2 separate regions of the Homo sapiens genome follow, and region 2 is linked to region 1. The links are chromatin loops, found by intact Hi-C in ENCODE. Cell type or tissue: IMR-90. All regions are shown on one strand. Links, peaks and the distances in the headings refer to the core of each region. The heading gives the core; the rest is flanking DNA.

Region 1 (8,348 bases), core at 207-8,206:
ATTTCATATTTTTACTCAAATACTTGGAAAATATTTTACAAAATGAAGCAAAAGTTAGAAAAATATAGAATGCTCCTGTAGTGGAGGAAAATATTCCTTAAAAAAACTAAACTGAATTTGCTAGCAGTGCATGCAATGCAAATGAATAAAGTCAGTGCATTTGCATAAGGATGCTACTGTAAGAGGATTAAAAAATTCCAAGAGAAAATGTGTGAAGCTTTGGTAGCAGGAATGAGAAAACTTTAATTCAACTCGATTCACAAACATATTTTTGGCATGAGGGTACAATAATAGAAAGCAGAGTTTCTACCTCCTAGAACCTAGTGGATTTTGTCTGGGAAACTGTGCAGTCACATTATTAAATAAAGTATACCCTGTTTCTGACTTGTGTGTTCTCCAAACAGCAATTTGGCAGGCCCTGCCTTTGCAAGGGAAGGGGAAAAATATTTCACTCTTCTTTGACACTGAGTTAAAAAACAGTCATTTGTTAATAAAGCGCACTACAACTAAGAGAATGGAATTTAAATTTTGGAAGCAAAAGATAAAGGTGGTAAAGAGTAAACAAGGAGCGTAAAGAAAAAAAAGTAAAAAGAAGAGAAGGCAGGCAGGCAGGTGAGGACTGAGCAAGGACAAGTAGCCAAGGCCCTGAGGGGCCGGGGTAGACACTATACCCTCCTTGCTGGCACAGTCAGGTGAACGCTGGAGGACCTCAGCTGAAGCGTGCTGCATCTGGACTCCACCGTGAGAGTCTGATCTTCCATGGGAGGGAAGGGCAGGCAGGGAGGCAGTTAGAGACAGGGAAGAAGCAGACAAGAGAAAAAGGAGAAACAAGACACATTGGCCTTCTGGATCTCAATTGCTTCCATATAAATTGAAACAAAATGAGAAGTGTAATGGAGTGTAAGAGCGAGAAGTTTCAAATGAAAAGATTACTAAGGTAGAGGATTGCTTGTATGAATGATAGAAATCAAAATCTTGTCTAGATAAAATATGAAATTGAATAACAAAGAATAAAATGACCAAGATTTAAGAAAATCCGGTCATAAAAACAAACTCATCTGTTCTAATTACTTAACGTTAAATTGTGAATGATTAACTTGAAATTAACAGCACCCTGGTGAGGATGCAAGCTAATTTTCTAAAAATCCATTTTCATACATAGTACATAATTATTCTGAAAACGTTCACAATATAGAGATTCGTTTCTTGGCGGTGATGATAGTTGGCAATTTAGATCTAACAAGAAAATTAAAATTTTGTAAGGCATGCTTAAATAATTCCTTGAAACAGGTTCAGTGATACAAAGATTTATAGGTTATTTTAATGTTTTATACATGCTCTAAAATATTTTATGTCAACAAACTATTGATATATATATATGTGTGTGTACATATACGTGTGTGTATATATATATATATATATATATCATTTTAAATTCTTCTCCAAATACATTTCTATTTGAGAAATAGCTCCCTTTAGAACAAATAACTACTGGCAAAAAATTAGTGACTTTTGGAAATATGTTAAATATAACACATTGAAAAATCTATAAAAACAAAAAAAATTGATGTTGGCAATGTTATGGAGAAAAAGGAATGCTTATACACTGTTGGTGGGAGTGTAAATTAGTTCAGCCATTGTGGAAGACAGTGTGGTGATTCCTCAAAGATGTAAACTACCATTCAACCCAGCAATTCCATTATTGGTTATATACCCAAAGGAATACAAATTGTTCTATTATAAAGACACATGCATGTGTATGTTCATTGCAGCACTATTCACAATAGCAAAGATGTGGAATCAACCTAAATGCCCATCAATTACAGACTGGATAAAGAAAATGTGGCACATATACATCATAGAATACTATGCAGCCAAAAAAAGAATGAGATCATGTCCTTTGCAGGGACATGGATAGAGGCGGAGGCCATTATCTTTAAAAAACTAATGCAGGAAGAGAAAACAAAATACCATATGTTCTCACTTGTAAGTGGGAGCTAAATGATGAGAATACATGAACACAAAGAGGGGAACGACACAGCCTATCAGAGTGTGGATGGTGGGAGGAGGGAGAGGATCAGGAAAAATAACTAATGGGTAGTAGGCTTAATACCTGGGTGATGAAATAATCTGTACAACAAACTTCCATGACAGAAGTTTACCTATGTAACAAACCTGCACATGTACCCCTGAACTTGAAAGTTAAAAAATATGTTTGGGGAGTTTGATTTTGAAAAAACAGGCTGGTGAATAGAATTTTCCTAATTCAGCAACTGTTCTCTTATTTGGAAGATGTATGCCCCATAGCATCAAGGCTGTGATCTAATGTTTATTCTTGCTTTCCATTGGTGCTGCCCCAAATAGAAGTCCCGGCCTATGCCTTTGCTTTTCTTAGACCAGGAAAAGCAACTGGACAACTGGGGGTTTTTGTCAAAGAAACTAAATTCTGGACTTGGGTCTTTAATGATTAAATCCATCCCATATTTATTTCTGTATTTCCATCTCTAGCAGTGTCTGAATCATAGTTTTTATTGTAGAAATATCATAGAATGGACTTAAATACAAATTCTAGCTCTACCAATTATAAGTCAAAATAGTGGGCAACTTACTTATTTCTGAGCTTTAGTTTCTTCATCTGTAAAATGGAGATAAAAATACCTACTTGTTATAGTTGTCCGGAGGATTAAATTAGGTTCCAAGTACAGTGCTTGGATCATAACAGAACTCAGTAAGTGAGAGGTATTTATCATAGTCTCATAAGATAGGCAGAAATTCAATAGCCCACAATGGCTTATTGTTCTACCCACATCTTGAGCCTAGTGGAGCCAATCCATCCCAGCAACAGCCTCCTGGCATCTCACATCTACTTGGAGATTTTGAATGAGGTTTTGCATGTCTTTTGGATGATTGAAGATATTTCCAGGCAAGATGTTGACTCTGGGGCTTTAGAAGAACCGTAGCTTCTGGTTCTTGCCAAAAAGTTTAGTTCCACATAAATGAATTAGCCTAGTCAGGATGACTTTCTGGAGGGCTTTTGAGACCTATGCTGAACAAACTCAACATTTTAAGAATAATTGCAGAGTTTTCTAAAGCTGCGTTGATACTGGTTAGTTGAACTGGTCACACAGAACTGCTGGACAGAAAATTAGGTCAAACTTGGAGCAGCTAGCCAGGGCTTTGTTAAGATTTAAGGCAATCTTAGCTAAGGATGTCAGTGAATGAGCTGGTGTCATTGAGATGATGCTTGAGAAATGGGTCATATTTAGGTCTCTTCAACCCAGCATTTGATCATGCCCTAAAAAACCACTATGAGGCAAAATTTGTTGGATGAATTGGACATATAACCCCAGTCTGAGTGTATATGAATTCATATCAATCCACAAATGATGATCTCCTAGTCGTTTAGGAAAACCAAATAGGGAGAATCGAGGCACATTTTTCCAAGATTTTTTCTGTAAGACTTTAAGCCATTTCCTATTTTTTCGAGGAATTCAAAAGTACTAACATAGTTAGAAATCCTTGTAAGAAAACCTGATAGTGAGAAATCTCAGCTTAGGCCTTTTATTCCAGGACATTGTTTCCCCCTGAATTTCTAGGTTGAACCCATTGGCTATCCAAATGGTCCAAACACTGCTAGCTAACCTCTCTATTGATGCTTTCCAATTTATATGAAAATTATGTGTTTATTTGCATGTCATCCCCATTAGCTGAAAGGCTCATCAAAGGCAAAAAAATCACTTATTTTTGTATTAGTTAACAATTGTGCATTTAGCAATGTATCTGGCACCTAGTAGGTATTACAATTTATTGAGTCAGTGGCTGATTGTTCATTTAGCAGAAACACATGGGATCTCTTATATGGCAAGATTCTGTTGCATTCTTAAAGTATATGTCAACATATACAGTTTTTAGAAACTCATATCTTTAATAAAATAAAGTTTAAAATTTATATCCATATAAATTATTGAAATATATAATCAGGTTATCTGGTAAGGCAGAGGAATGATTATGAATTATAAATCTGAGAGGTTGAAAGTTAATTGCTGTATTATTCCCTGGATTGTTCACATTCATGGAAGGTATTCAACTCATCTGATTCAACAGGAGAAGGGAAATATTTATAGTACAACTTCCTTTCGATTGCAAATGAATTCTAGTTACGTATGTGTCACATTTTTCCCAAACAGTGAAAAGACTTTTTTTTTAAGTAGATGAAAGTATTTTCATCAGCACTCAACTTCTGAGCTTCCCTTTCTGAGATCAGATATTGTGAAAGACAGTAACAGAGATATAAAGAATTATTAGCTACTAAGCTTGAAGTCTGATAAATACCCATTTAAAAAACTATATAAGCTATTAAAGTTGGCTCTCATATAAAAGAGAGAGAACTCTCTGTTTTATTCAAATAAATATGATTTTAAAAGAATGATGGCTGTGGTCATGATAAGAAATATGGCCTTTCATATTTATAATGTGTCCTCCATTCATCTTGGTTATAACAGGAAATGGTAATGTAATTTCTTTGTGGGCAAAGATGAAAAAATAATCCTTGTCTGTAAAACTTTCTTACAACGACGACAACAATTACAACAGTGACACCAAGAAACTATTATAACAAGTTGCTAGAACATAGATGAGATTGTCTTGCAATTAGCCATGTCTGTCTGACACACATTTCTTTCTTTGTAAGAGAAATCGTGCAGAGCAGTTTATTCCGTCTCAAAGATTTTGATAAAAGAAAAAGGAAAACTGCAATTTTTGCCACAAAAAGACAGGTGGCGTAAGCATGCAACTTTTTTTTCTTTTCTTTTCTTTCTTTCTTTTTTTTTTTTTTTAAATATAAAGTGATTATTTTCTCTTGGTTCTTTGAAAAACCTCGCTTGTGCTGGGGTTTGTGGCTGAACCCGGTGACGTCAGTGTGGCAGTGCGGAGTCAGGCGCAGCGGCTCCCTATAAGCAGAGGAGCTGTCCGTGTGCTGAAACGGCCCGAGAAGCTCGCCCGGAGAACGGGGAGGAATATGCTGTGGAGCTCCTCTGCCATATAAACAAAAAGAGGTAAGGCTGCTTTTCTCTTTGATTTATTGGAAAGTTCCAAATTGCATGCTCTTCTTTTAATTCCTAGCTGAGAAGAAAAAGACTGTTTGGCAAGCTTATGTCGATAGGATAACTGAATAGCAACCTGCTGCTCATCAGCCAATGTAAGGACACTACATATGTGTATATACATGATCGGGTCTATGCTTTATACTACTTGATGTTGGATATTTACTAACCAGAATGTTACTTAGATAATCATATAAAAAAGAGTGAAAAAGTTAAGGATTTTAGTGTCAATACACAGATTAATGTAAAGTTAACCAAGCCCAATATCTTGTTTCTTTCCAAAATTTATTATTTCTGCCACTAAGAGCCAGATACGAAGCCAGGGGTATAATTTATATGTTTAATATTCTTAACAGTAGGTTTCCAATGATACAAAGGCTGTCAAGCATGTTAGTCATAAAGGCAACCCATTTTGGAACTAGGTTTTTTTTCTTTGATATTTATCTTACAAGAGCTCTGAATTAACTAACCACATAAAATTCTTTTCTGAACTTGTATATTTGAAAGAGCTTACATTATTATCTCCTAATTTTAGTTCTAAGATGTTAACTTAGGATTTTCCTGAACACTGGATTCTTCCTTTTTCCAGGGCAAAATATTATCTTGGGTTGTAATTTGGCTGTGACCATGAATTACAGAGAAATGATCATTTTGAATACATGATGAAAATACTCATAACTTTGTAAATTGTTATTGTTATTGCTATAATTTGATTTAAAGAGGATGTTCAATATGTTGCTAAAGATTTTGTCTGGGACAAGTATTTCATTTTTTCTGTATCCCAACTAGTTGAATTGCTTAAATTACATATAGTCACCTGCATGTGTCAATGCTCTAGCCTGAATTCAACAGAAAAGACATTTTAACTTGAGAGATTTTAATGATAGCTATCAGGGGAAAAATAATGTTCTAATTATTTGGATTTCAGAAAATTCAATTTTAAATCAAACCCCATATAGAATAGTAGAGCTGTTGAAACATCTTTACTACTTGAAAGAGCTGCTACCTGGGAAAAGAATCCTTTGGGTCTCACTCAAAGGCAATAACTATGTCATTCAAACTGAAGCTGAATAGTTAAGCAAAGGGTAGCACTTCTTAGGCTGTGGTTTAAACAACTGCAATGAGTAGTCTGCTTCAACTTTACAGCAAAGTGCAGTTCCAAGATAATGATTTTAAAGATGAGCATATAATCCACATGTTAAGACTATTTCAGTATTGTGGCTTCAAAAAAAATAAGTTCAGTAAGGTTTTTAAGATTATTATTTCAAATGCCAATGTTGAAAGTTGATTACCAAAGCTACATTAATCCTGAAATAATATAAACAAGAGTGCATAATGTATTTTTATTTGAACCTCATTATTTTATGAATAAAATTACTTATAGTAAACATGTATTTATAATAAATATTTTGGAAGTATCCTCTCAAATGCCTTTCAAGATGTTTCTTTCAATAAATTAAGTACTCTGGTAAACGTGAATCATTTAAATAGGTATATACGTATGCTAAAATGTTTTCATAACTAAGCCATTATTGGGCTCTAAAAAACTGGAAACAAAATCATCAATATGATCTTGTGAACAATGGTATTTTCTACAATTGATGTCTAAGCTAACAGAAAATTGTATACATATAACTTAGCTTATCTATCACAAAACCATGATCTGGTAAAGATATGAACAAACTTGTAAACTCCTCTTACATTCATTTTGTTTACAACAAAATAGCCAATATTAAAATAGTTTTTTCAATGTTAGCAATATTAAATGTAAAACACATAAAAACTAATCCTCTTCCTAATTCCTATGTAAGATTTTAAGGCATCGGAGGAAATAATGAATGGAGATTTTTAAGTAGGAAGAATTCAGCACATCATCTGTGTTTATTTGAATTGGGATTTACATAGTGGTTATTTTAAGATTTTTCTAAACAGTATGAGTGATTTAAGATTTCACAGGTCCATACCAAAATAGACACAGACAGAAGACAAACTGAATCTGAACACTCACAAGTTCAGAAATAGACTAGCTAAAAAAACTTATGTTCTCTCTGTAGCATCTGTTATTATTTACTATACACTCTGAAGGGCTGATGAAAAGTATAACCACAATTGCATTTTGCAAGACAGTCATAATATAAATTATTAGAAGAAATATGAAGCAAAGAGATTTTAAAACACTTTATTGGTTTAGCACGTTCACACAAAAAGAAACTTCATTGGTTTAGTCTACTGGCTGGAATCTGAGAAGACCCGTGTTCTGGAGGTTATTTATGGATCATTGGATTCGGTATCAGATTGAGAACAAGTTATTTCTGAAAAATATATCTGGATAGGACTCCCCAGAAGGTAATTCGGTATGATTGACATATAAAAGTATTACTTTGTCATATATGGTCATGTAACTGCAGCTGTGTTTCAGCAACAAAATTAGATGGACATTTCAGGAAATAAACCACATGTTTTTTGACACAACTTTAAGGACATAATTTGTGGGCGCGTATGTGTAAATGCATGTTTTAAATTAAGCCAACACATTATTTTGCCAATAGACTTCAATATATAAAATAATTAAAACATCTTGGGAAGTATTTGCTGCTTTATTATAGAGAAACAACATGTACTAAACATCAAACTACAAGTTCTGTAAATGAAAAAATAAAATTTAAGAAATCTCATATCAGTGTTTTTGCTGTTGTTTTAACTAAGAGAATGCTATGCAAGTTTTTGGTGAATGAGTAATAATTTTGCTAAAGATTCCTGTGGTTTGCTTGTGGGAATCATGTGGAAAATATTCATGAATTTTTAAAAAGAGTTATCCTAAGCTTAATGTGAAATAATATCTACTATGTTTTTTCCTCACCTCAATGATCAATTATTTCTTTTGCTATAGTGTCTTCTAGTTTGTTTCATTTGTGTAACTCATATTTTTTATGTTTTAAGGAAATCTTTCAAACATGGCTGAAGCAAAGACCCACTGGCTTGGAGCAGCCCTGTCTCTTATCCCTTTAATTTTCCTCATCTCTGGGGCTGAAGCAGCTTCATTTCAGAGAAACCAGCTGCTTCAGAAAGAACCAGACCTCAGGTTGGAAAATGTCCAAAAGTTTCCCAGTCCTGAAATGATCAGGGCTTTGGAGTACATAGAAAACCTCCGACAACAAGCTCATAAGGAAGAAAGCAGCCCAGATTATAATCCCTACCAAGGTGTCTCTGTCCCCCTTCAGCAAAAAGAAAATGGCGATGAAAGCC
Region 2 (8,348 bases), core at 330-8,329, 300 kb after region 1:
AGGTTGCAGTGAGCCGAGATCACACCACTGCTCTCTAGCCTGGGAGACAGAATGAGACCCTGTCTCAATAAATGAATAAATAAAATGAAATACAATAGAATAAAAGTGTTCAGAAGCAGCTTTTAATATTCTCCTTAGATATAGCCATTGGGATTCATTTATATGAATGCATATCAGAAACCAGGCAGTTGGAGACCAGGCGTGTGCTCATACCTTGCCTATTACACATGTCTAGTGAATGAAAGTTTATAATAAAAGATGGATGGTTTAATTTTCCTACTTTTAGCGTATTTGCAAATGTAGAAAATCAAACTTATTTTTGGCAAATGCACCCAAGGGTCACATTGAATAATAACATCTAATATAGACTTTCAAGTTAGTGTAGGTTTTTTTTTAAAATGATTTCTTCAAATAGCAGATTAAGAAAATAAAACCATTACAGAGTTAAACTGATATGTGATTTCCCCCTTTCACACCGCTGACATCTTGCATCCACAAAACAAAAACAATCTTCCTTTAGATGTACCAGTGAATTTGGAAAACATTTTTTATACTCACAAGAGGGTCACGTATAGCAAGACTAATTGATAAAGCATAACTTAGATGTTAACTCATTAGGGAACATTTGCAGCACATCCGCTGCCAAGGGGATGCCTTTAGGATGTTGGATCAGAGAAACTATTGAACTCTCCAATTTAACCAGGAGGCGTAATAGCTCTGGGACAATTCCTGCTTTGCAAACAAGATGGTAACAAAGAATGTATTGAATTTTGTGAAATCTGTAAGAAATATCCATTCAAGTAAGCAATGTTTGGCAAAAACTCTCAGTCTTGGCCAGACAATTATATGTGTCAGAGATGGTTGAAAACCCAAGTTTATACAAGGTAAATGCTAGTGTCCAAAACAAGACTGTCTTCCCTCTCAGTGCTAATGAAAAACCTTTTGTATAGTAAATATTTTTTCCTATGCCTATTAGAATCTCACAAATATTTATGATCAATTCCTTTGGCTTTTTAAAACAAAATAACAATGTTTATTTCAGAGCTCTAGAACCTTATATGGGTTGATATAAAAACATTTGATCAGGCAGGTCTTGGAACATGCTTTCAGTAATCAAGACATCCAATTTAGTTCTTCAATGCCAATAGTTCTAAGATAGAACTGTAGAAAAGTCAAATTACAATTTGTAATTTCTCACCCAACTTTGTATGTTTCTAGGTCTAAAGAGTAAAAATTCAGTGTAAGGAGGAACTGTTCCAGATGATATTAGCCCTGTCCTGGGTGATCCTTCAAACCTGGAAATACCAGGTAGATTCTGGAATAAACCAAATGGCACACTGAGGTGGGCAAATTTAGCTGCCCAGTTCAGCACCATCAGCCAGAACAAGACAAGGCTCCTCTGGTTTGATCTGGGCTAGAACCTCAGGAGTTGCATCAGCAGTTAAACCTCCATGTAAGTAAGGTAGAGTTTCAGCTCTTTTGAATTCTCAGTGTCAGCTCATACTGTGGGCACTGTGTATGGCAGATACCTTCTGGTTCTTATTACTTTGAAATCTCTAGGATTTAAACATATACAGAGCTATCGAATTCAGGAAATACAGATTATTCTCAATGGCAAAGTTGTCCAGTGGTCTTCCACACACACACACCTGTGAATATCTGTGAGCATGTGTCTTAAGCTTGTGTTTCATTCAGACTTGTTTTTCCCCATTTGTAACCTCTGGGTCCCAAGCAGCTCACCGTTATGAGCTGCATTGGTGTTCCCTTGTTGGACTGGCTTCTGGCTAGGTGTGACTCCCAATAGGAGGGAGATCTTAAAGCAGAGAAAAGGGGAATTGAGTACCCCGACCCCATTTCAGCACTGTGGTTCCCTCCTCCACAGCTCTCACACCTTCTGGGCTCTGGGGATACTATTTGCTCCTCTTGGCCCTCAGGCCTATGGATGGTAACGGCCTCCCTCTGTTTCCAGCCTCTGAGCACTTAATCATTCTTTTTTTCAGTCGTTTATTCTTACCCTCATGTCTTAAGTAATACCTGAATGTATTCTCTTCAGTTGAATTATCTGAATAGAATGTTTTTTCCTGCTAGGAAAAATGCAAACCTCGGTAGATTATTTCATTTTATGCAAAGGTCATGAAATCAAATGCCTATGTGGACTAAACAGGAACCACAACTACATGACACAGCCAAAGATGACATAATAGAAAATGGTGGGATTTATGAAAATGGGAAGGTATATACCTTCTTTTCTTTTTTTTAAACGGAGTCTCACTCTGTGGCCCAGACTGGAAAGCAATGGCGCGATCTTGGCTCACTGCAACCTCCGCCTCCTGGGTTCAAGCAATTCTCCTGCCTCAGCCTCCTGAGTAGCTGGGATTACAGGCGCCCACCACCGCACCTGGCTAATTTTTGTATTTTTAGTAGAGACGGGGTTTCACCATGTTGGCCAGGCTGGTCTTGAACTCCTGACCTCAGGTGATCCACCCGCCTCAGCCTCCAGAAGTGCTGGGATTACAGGCATGAGCCACCATGCCCAGCCAGATACATGCCTTCTAAATCCATTCCTATTCAACTTTTTTTCTACAAGAATATAAACCTGAAGGTAGTCTGGGCGCAATGGCTCACACCTGTAATCCCAGCACTTTGGGAGGCCCAGGCAGGTGGATCACAAGGTCAGGAGTTCAAGACCAGTCTGGCCAAGATGGTGAAACCCCGTTTCTACTAAAAATACAAAAATTAGCCAGGCGTGGTGGTGGGCACCTGTAATCCTAGCTACTCAGGAGGCTGAGACAGAGAATTGCTTGAACCCGGGAGGCAGAGGTTGCAGTGAGCTGAGATTGCACCACTGCACTATAGTCTGGGCGACAGAGTGAGACTCCATCTCAAAAAAAGAAAAAAAAACTGAAGGTAGCCAACTAGAGATCACTGAATCGGGACATGAAAAGCCACGTAAGGGATTTGGTCTCATATCAATATAGAGTTTCTGAAGACCAAGATTATCTAGAACATGGAGTGGTTTAGGATTAGTTCACCAATAAAACCAAATTCTAGCTTAGTTAATATTGGCATTTTCCATGCTATAATTCTTGGTATATAAAACATGAACTAATTTTAGGCTGGAGAAGGAACACTAGAAAGAAAATATGTGTCGAAGGACTGACATATCAGTCTTTTGTAATGTGACTACCAAAACTGTTTCAAATCACTCTCATACACACTTATCTCATAAGCATAATGATTATTTCAGATTCCTAAGAAAAGGAGACCTTTGATGATCTACTGTAGTTAATCACCAAACTAAAAATAATACACTAATTTTCTAGTAGTAGCTTGTATTAAAGAGACACAAAGTGATGGAGCATGGCTCTTTAATACGAGCTACTATTGGATAATTAATTTATTCTTAATTAAAATATTAATCAATAAAAATGAAAATACAAGGTATTTTCAGGTTAATTCCTGAAGTCTGGGCAGATGGCTGCACTGAACTCGCTCAATAGCAGCATCACGTTCCAACATCCTTGGAATCTATTGATGTGGTTTGCTGCAGGTCAGTTGGATTTAGGCCAGATACATAGCTGATATCCATTGGAAGAGCTCCTATGATAGGCTTTGTGGGGCCAAGGCAAGCACTGTACCCATCCATCAATATTTCTCTTTCTAGTGCATCATGTCCATCCTCACACAAAGATTATTGTAATATCTTCCATCTTAAAAACAACTTCCATGACCTGAAAATTTCCTTTAATTACTGGACCGAATCTCTGCTCCCTTTCATAACAAAAATTTCTCAAAAAAAGTCTATATGATGGCACCATTCTCCTTCACTTCTCTTTGAACCATCTCTAATCAAAGATTTATCCCCACTGCTCTCAGGCTTGGCCAGACAATTATATGTGTCAGAGGACAGTTGAAAACCCGAGTTTATATAAGGGAAATGCGGGAGTCCAAAAAAAGACGCTCTTCCTTCTCAGTGCTAGTAAGAAACCTTTTGTTTCTGGTAAATAATTTTTTCTATGCCTATTACAATCTCATAAATATTTATGATCAATCTCTTTGTTTATTTAAACACAATAACAATGTTTATATCAGAGATCTAGAACTTTATATGGCTTGATATAAAAACATTTGGTCAGACAGGTCTTGGAACATAATTTCAGTAATCAAGACATCCAATTTAGTTCCTCGATCTCAATAGTTCCAAGATAGAAGTGTATGAAAAGACAAATTACAGTTTGTAATTTCTCACCCAACTTTGCATGTGTTGTCACTGAAATTACTCCTGTCAAGTTTACTAATGACACCCACACCACCAAATCCAATGGTCAGTTTTCTGGTTTTTACTTTATTTCACCTAGAAGCAGCCATTTAGTCACTGATACAGTTCATCTGTATCTCCTATCTTTACTTAGTTTCTGGGTTTCTTTCCACCTCACTGTGTGTACTCCCTGAGTCTCCTTTGCTAGATCTTACTCATTTTCTTAATTTCCACCTGTTGGGGTGCCTTAGAAACTTCTTCTCTGTCTTTAGTCATTCTCTACATAATTTTATCCAGTTGCATGGCTTTAAATATTATCAAGATTCTCCCAATCAGCTAATTTCAACTCCAAACACTCTCTGTAACTAACTCATATCCATCTCCACTTGAACATCTAATAAACATCTTAAAATCAACTTGACAAAAGCAGAGTTCCTGATTGTCCACCCCCAAAAATCCCATTCCGTCTCAGCATTCCCCATCTCAGTAGTTGGCATATTCATTCACTCACTGGTTCAAGCCCCAGATCTTAAAGACATCATTCTCTCTCTCACACTCTACACAAATTTTATTTTGTTCATTGTTATATCATCAGTATCTACAATATAGCCTGACAAGTTTTAGTAGCATCATAATGACTGCTCTCTAGTTTCTGAATATATCATTTCTACTATGTATCCACAGGTAATTCTGCTCTCTTTGATTCTGATATGGGTTGGCTGTGTCCCCACCCAAATCTCATCCTGATTTGTAGTTAGCATAATCTCCAAGTGTGGGGGGAGGGACCTGGAGGGAGATAATTGAATCATGGGGTCAGTTATCCTCATGCTGTTTTGGTGATAGTGAGTGAGCTCTCTGAGATCTGATGGTTTTACAGTGGGTTTTCCCCCTTTACGCAGCACTTCTCCTTGCTGCCACCATGTGGAGAAGGATGTGTTTGCCTCCCCTTTCACCATGATTGTAAGTTTCCTGAGGCCTCCCCCCAGCCATGCGGCATTGCGAGCCAATTAAACCTCTTTCTTTTATAAATTACCCATTCTCAGGCAGTTCTTTATAGCAGCATGAGAATGGACTAATACAGAGCTTATTCAGATTATCTGTAAAATGAGAGTAGTACCTGTCTGTATTGGTAGCATATCTCTTGGTTACAAGTAATAGGTAACAAATCAACAAGTTTAAGGAAAAAAAAAAGATGCATTTACTGGAAGGATACAGTATCTCATGAACCAATATCAGTTTAAGGCTGAAAACAGGAACTTGAAGCCATCAGAAGACAAGTCTTCATCTTTGTGTCTCAACTGTGCTTCTCTACACTGATCTGCTGCAATCTTTTCCCTCTGCAGAACCACTTCTCTGCTTCTCTTTTACTCAAGGAACTAGTCAAGAATGCCATCTTTATACCAAATATAAATTAGTAGGATGCAAAATTTAATTGCCATCCATTCAAGTTGTGATCCATTTTTCATTCGTTCAGTCATTTGAGTCAAAGGAACAGCTTCATGCAATAAAAATGTAACCATGGTGTTAAATTGTACTTCAAAGCTACAAGCAGAAAGCAATTTTATTCTATCTCACCACTGCTGCCTTAATCCCACTCCATGAATCATTGCTTCCCACCTGGGAGAAAACTGGAGAAAATTTCATGTCTTTTCTGATGACTTACAGATATTAAAATGTTCAGTGTAATTTAATATCAAACTCTAAAACTCACTTCTAATTTAAAATTTCTCCATTCTCTCTTCCTATCTTCCCTTACTTTCTTGTCCTTTAGCTGCTGTTTCTTGTTCCTCCTTAGTCAGCTGCAGAGGTGAAGAAGAATTAGTGGGAAAGAGAAGAATCTTCTTGACATTACAATCTGACTTTGGAAGTGGTAGGTGTCTACTCTCAAAGAGTGCTTTTTGGGTTCTTTGATGATCCAACCTCACAGGAAAACTACCCCAGCACAGGAACTATCTATAGTCTCTCCCTCAAACCCTGGTTCCCAGCAGTGCAGCCATCTAGATAGGCCTCTGTATTAGTCAGGGTTCTCCAGAGTAGGAGATATATATGTGGGTGGGTGAATAGATAGATAGATAGATAGATAGATAGATAGATAGATAGATAGATAGATAATAGACAGATAGATGGCTTTATTGTAAGGAATTGTCTCACATGATTATGGAGGCTAAGTTCCAAGACCTGCAGTCAGCAGAGCAAATGGTGTAAGATTCAGTTAGAAGACTGGCAGGCTCAAGACCCAAGAAGAGCCAATTTTTCAGTTTGAGTCTAAAGGCAAGCAAACACCAATGTCCAATTCCAGCAGTTAGGCTGAAGGAGTTCCCTCTTATTTAGCGTTTTTGTTCTATTTGGGTCTTCAACTGGTTGGATGAAGCCCACTCACACTGGGGAGGGACATCTTCTTTACTCAGTCTACAAAATCAAATGGTAACACTTTCACAGATACATCAAGAATAATGTTTGACCAAATGTCTGGGCACCCTGTGGCCCAGTCAAGTTGACACATAAAATCAATCATCATAGCCTCTTAGGTGGAGGCTCCTTTAAGATAATTACAGTCCTGCTATTATCATTGATCCATTGGTTTGAAGGAAAATCCTACATTCTTAGCTTGCCACTGATACATGTTGCTGTGGTTTAAATATTTGTCCCTTTAAAACGATGTTGACATTTAAATCCCCAATGTGACAGTATTAAAAAGGGAGAACTTTATGAGGTGATTGGGTCATGAAGGCTCTGCCCTCATGAATGGATTAATCCATTCATAGATTAATGGATAATTGGATTGTCATGGAAGTGGGACTCGTGGCTTTACAGAAAAATGAAAAGACACTTGAGAAGCACGCTCTGCTCCCTTGCCATATGATGCCCTGTACCACCTTGGGACTCTGCAGAGAGTCTCCACCAGTAAGCAGGTCCTCAACAGATGTGCCCCACACAACCTTGGACTTCTCAGCCTTCACACGTGTAAGAAATAAATTCCTTTTTAAAAATAAATTACTCAGTTTTAGATATTCTGTTATAAGCAACAGAAAATGAACTAATGCATATGTGCAACTTAATTTACACCCAGAGAATCCCTTCCTACATGCTCTGCTATCAAAGCAGTTCCAGCTAGCCTCTCATGCTCAGACATCTGAAGATGAAGTCAAGCAGCTGTCCTTGTATCTAGCCCTGGAGACACACCTGTTTCTCCAAGTGGTTCCATAAGTGTGCCCTTCATCTGGGGAGCAGAGAGTGTTTCAATAAGAACTCTCTTCAAAGGGGTTTCCACCATTAATCTCCCCCCTAAATAAGTTCTTCATTTTAAGAAAATAATACCTGGGGCTAAAATATGGGAGTTGCAGAACCAGTTTCAGGCTACCCCCTTGATAATGCTTCACTGGTGACCTGGCACTGTATTTTAGAATGTGGAAATTAGCTTGGTACTATTGTTCTCTGCTTTGGGTCTCCAGATGAAACTTCTAAAGCATGCTTCAGACATAGCTTTCCCTTTAGAGTAGAAGTGCCATTATTAGAGAAAGAGAATTGTGAGTTACTTATAAATTCACTCTAAATTTATTTTCACACCTTTCTGCTTATATTATTGAGTTCCTATGAGGATCCAATTGGACAACTGGTGTGAAAACTGTAAAACAGAATACACATGTTTTAATCAAGTTCAAAACTAGTTTCCCAGTTCTAAAGGTACATTTAAGGGTAATCTTTTCCCTTTAAGTGAGCCCTTCATTACAGAGAATAAATAGATACAACATAAGAGAACAAAAGAGGACAGTCTCCTAAGGCTACTTCTGCCACCCCAGAATTTGGGGAGCAGCGGAATTATAATTCTCACCACTCCAGGCACGAAATATTCAGGATCATGGAGAGAAATGGAGGCTTCTTGGTATTACTCCAGCTGCTTGTGTGTTCAGCAAAGGTAGGAGCAATGTCATAGACTAAACTTAGGCCCTATAACCCCAGGCTGCTGCCTCAGGAATGAACCCGCTTTTCTTCCCTTTATGGGATAACTGAGTGTAAGCTTAGCACTTATCAAGGGTGGCTACACACATATAAGCCAAGAAACCCAATGACCCTTCCATTTTACCTCACC

The links. A loop is a pair of places that touch in the nucleus more often than their neighbours do. Peaks named below come from ENCODE experiments on the same cell type or tissue, not always from the same donor. Only the 100,000 strongest peaks of a DNase experiment are listed, where the experiment ranks them.
Region 2: a loop joins it to region 1, with 3 times the contacts of the local background. A loop is called at or near these places in 3 of 110 quality-filtered maps.

Annotation. Positions count from the first base shown.
Region 1 is chr2:223,598,991-223,607,338 of GRCh38, reverse strand. It overlaps SCG2 (secretogranin II), which reads left to right and starts at 4,978. Exons shown (of 2, transcript NM_003469.5): 1 at 4,978-5,054; 2 at 8,043-8,348. The coding sequence starts at 8,057. In IMR-90, for the core only: a CTCF peak has its summit at 4,773; DNase peaks (open chromatin) are centred at 4,158, 4,918, 7,858 and 8,158; H3K27ac peaks cover 612 bases.
Region 2 is chr2:223,303,406-223,311,753 of GRCh38, reverse strand. No RefSeq gene overlaps it. Among named protein-coding and RNA genes, the nearest start is that of KCNE4, 260 kb to the right of the region's middle. In IMR-90, for the core only: a CTCF peak has its summit at 5,183 (motif pointing left); no DNase peak of the experiment used is centred there.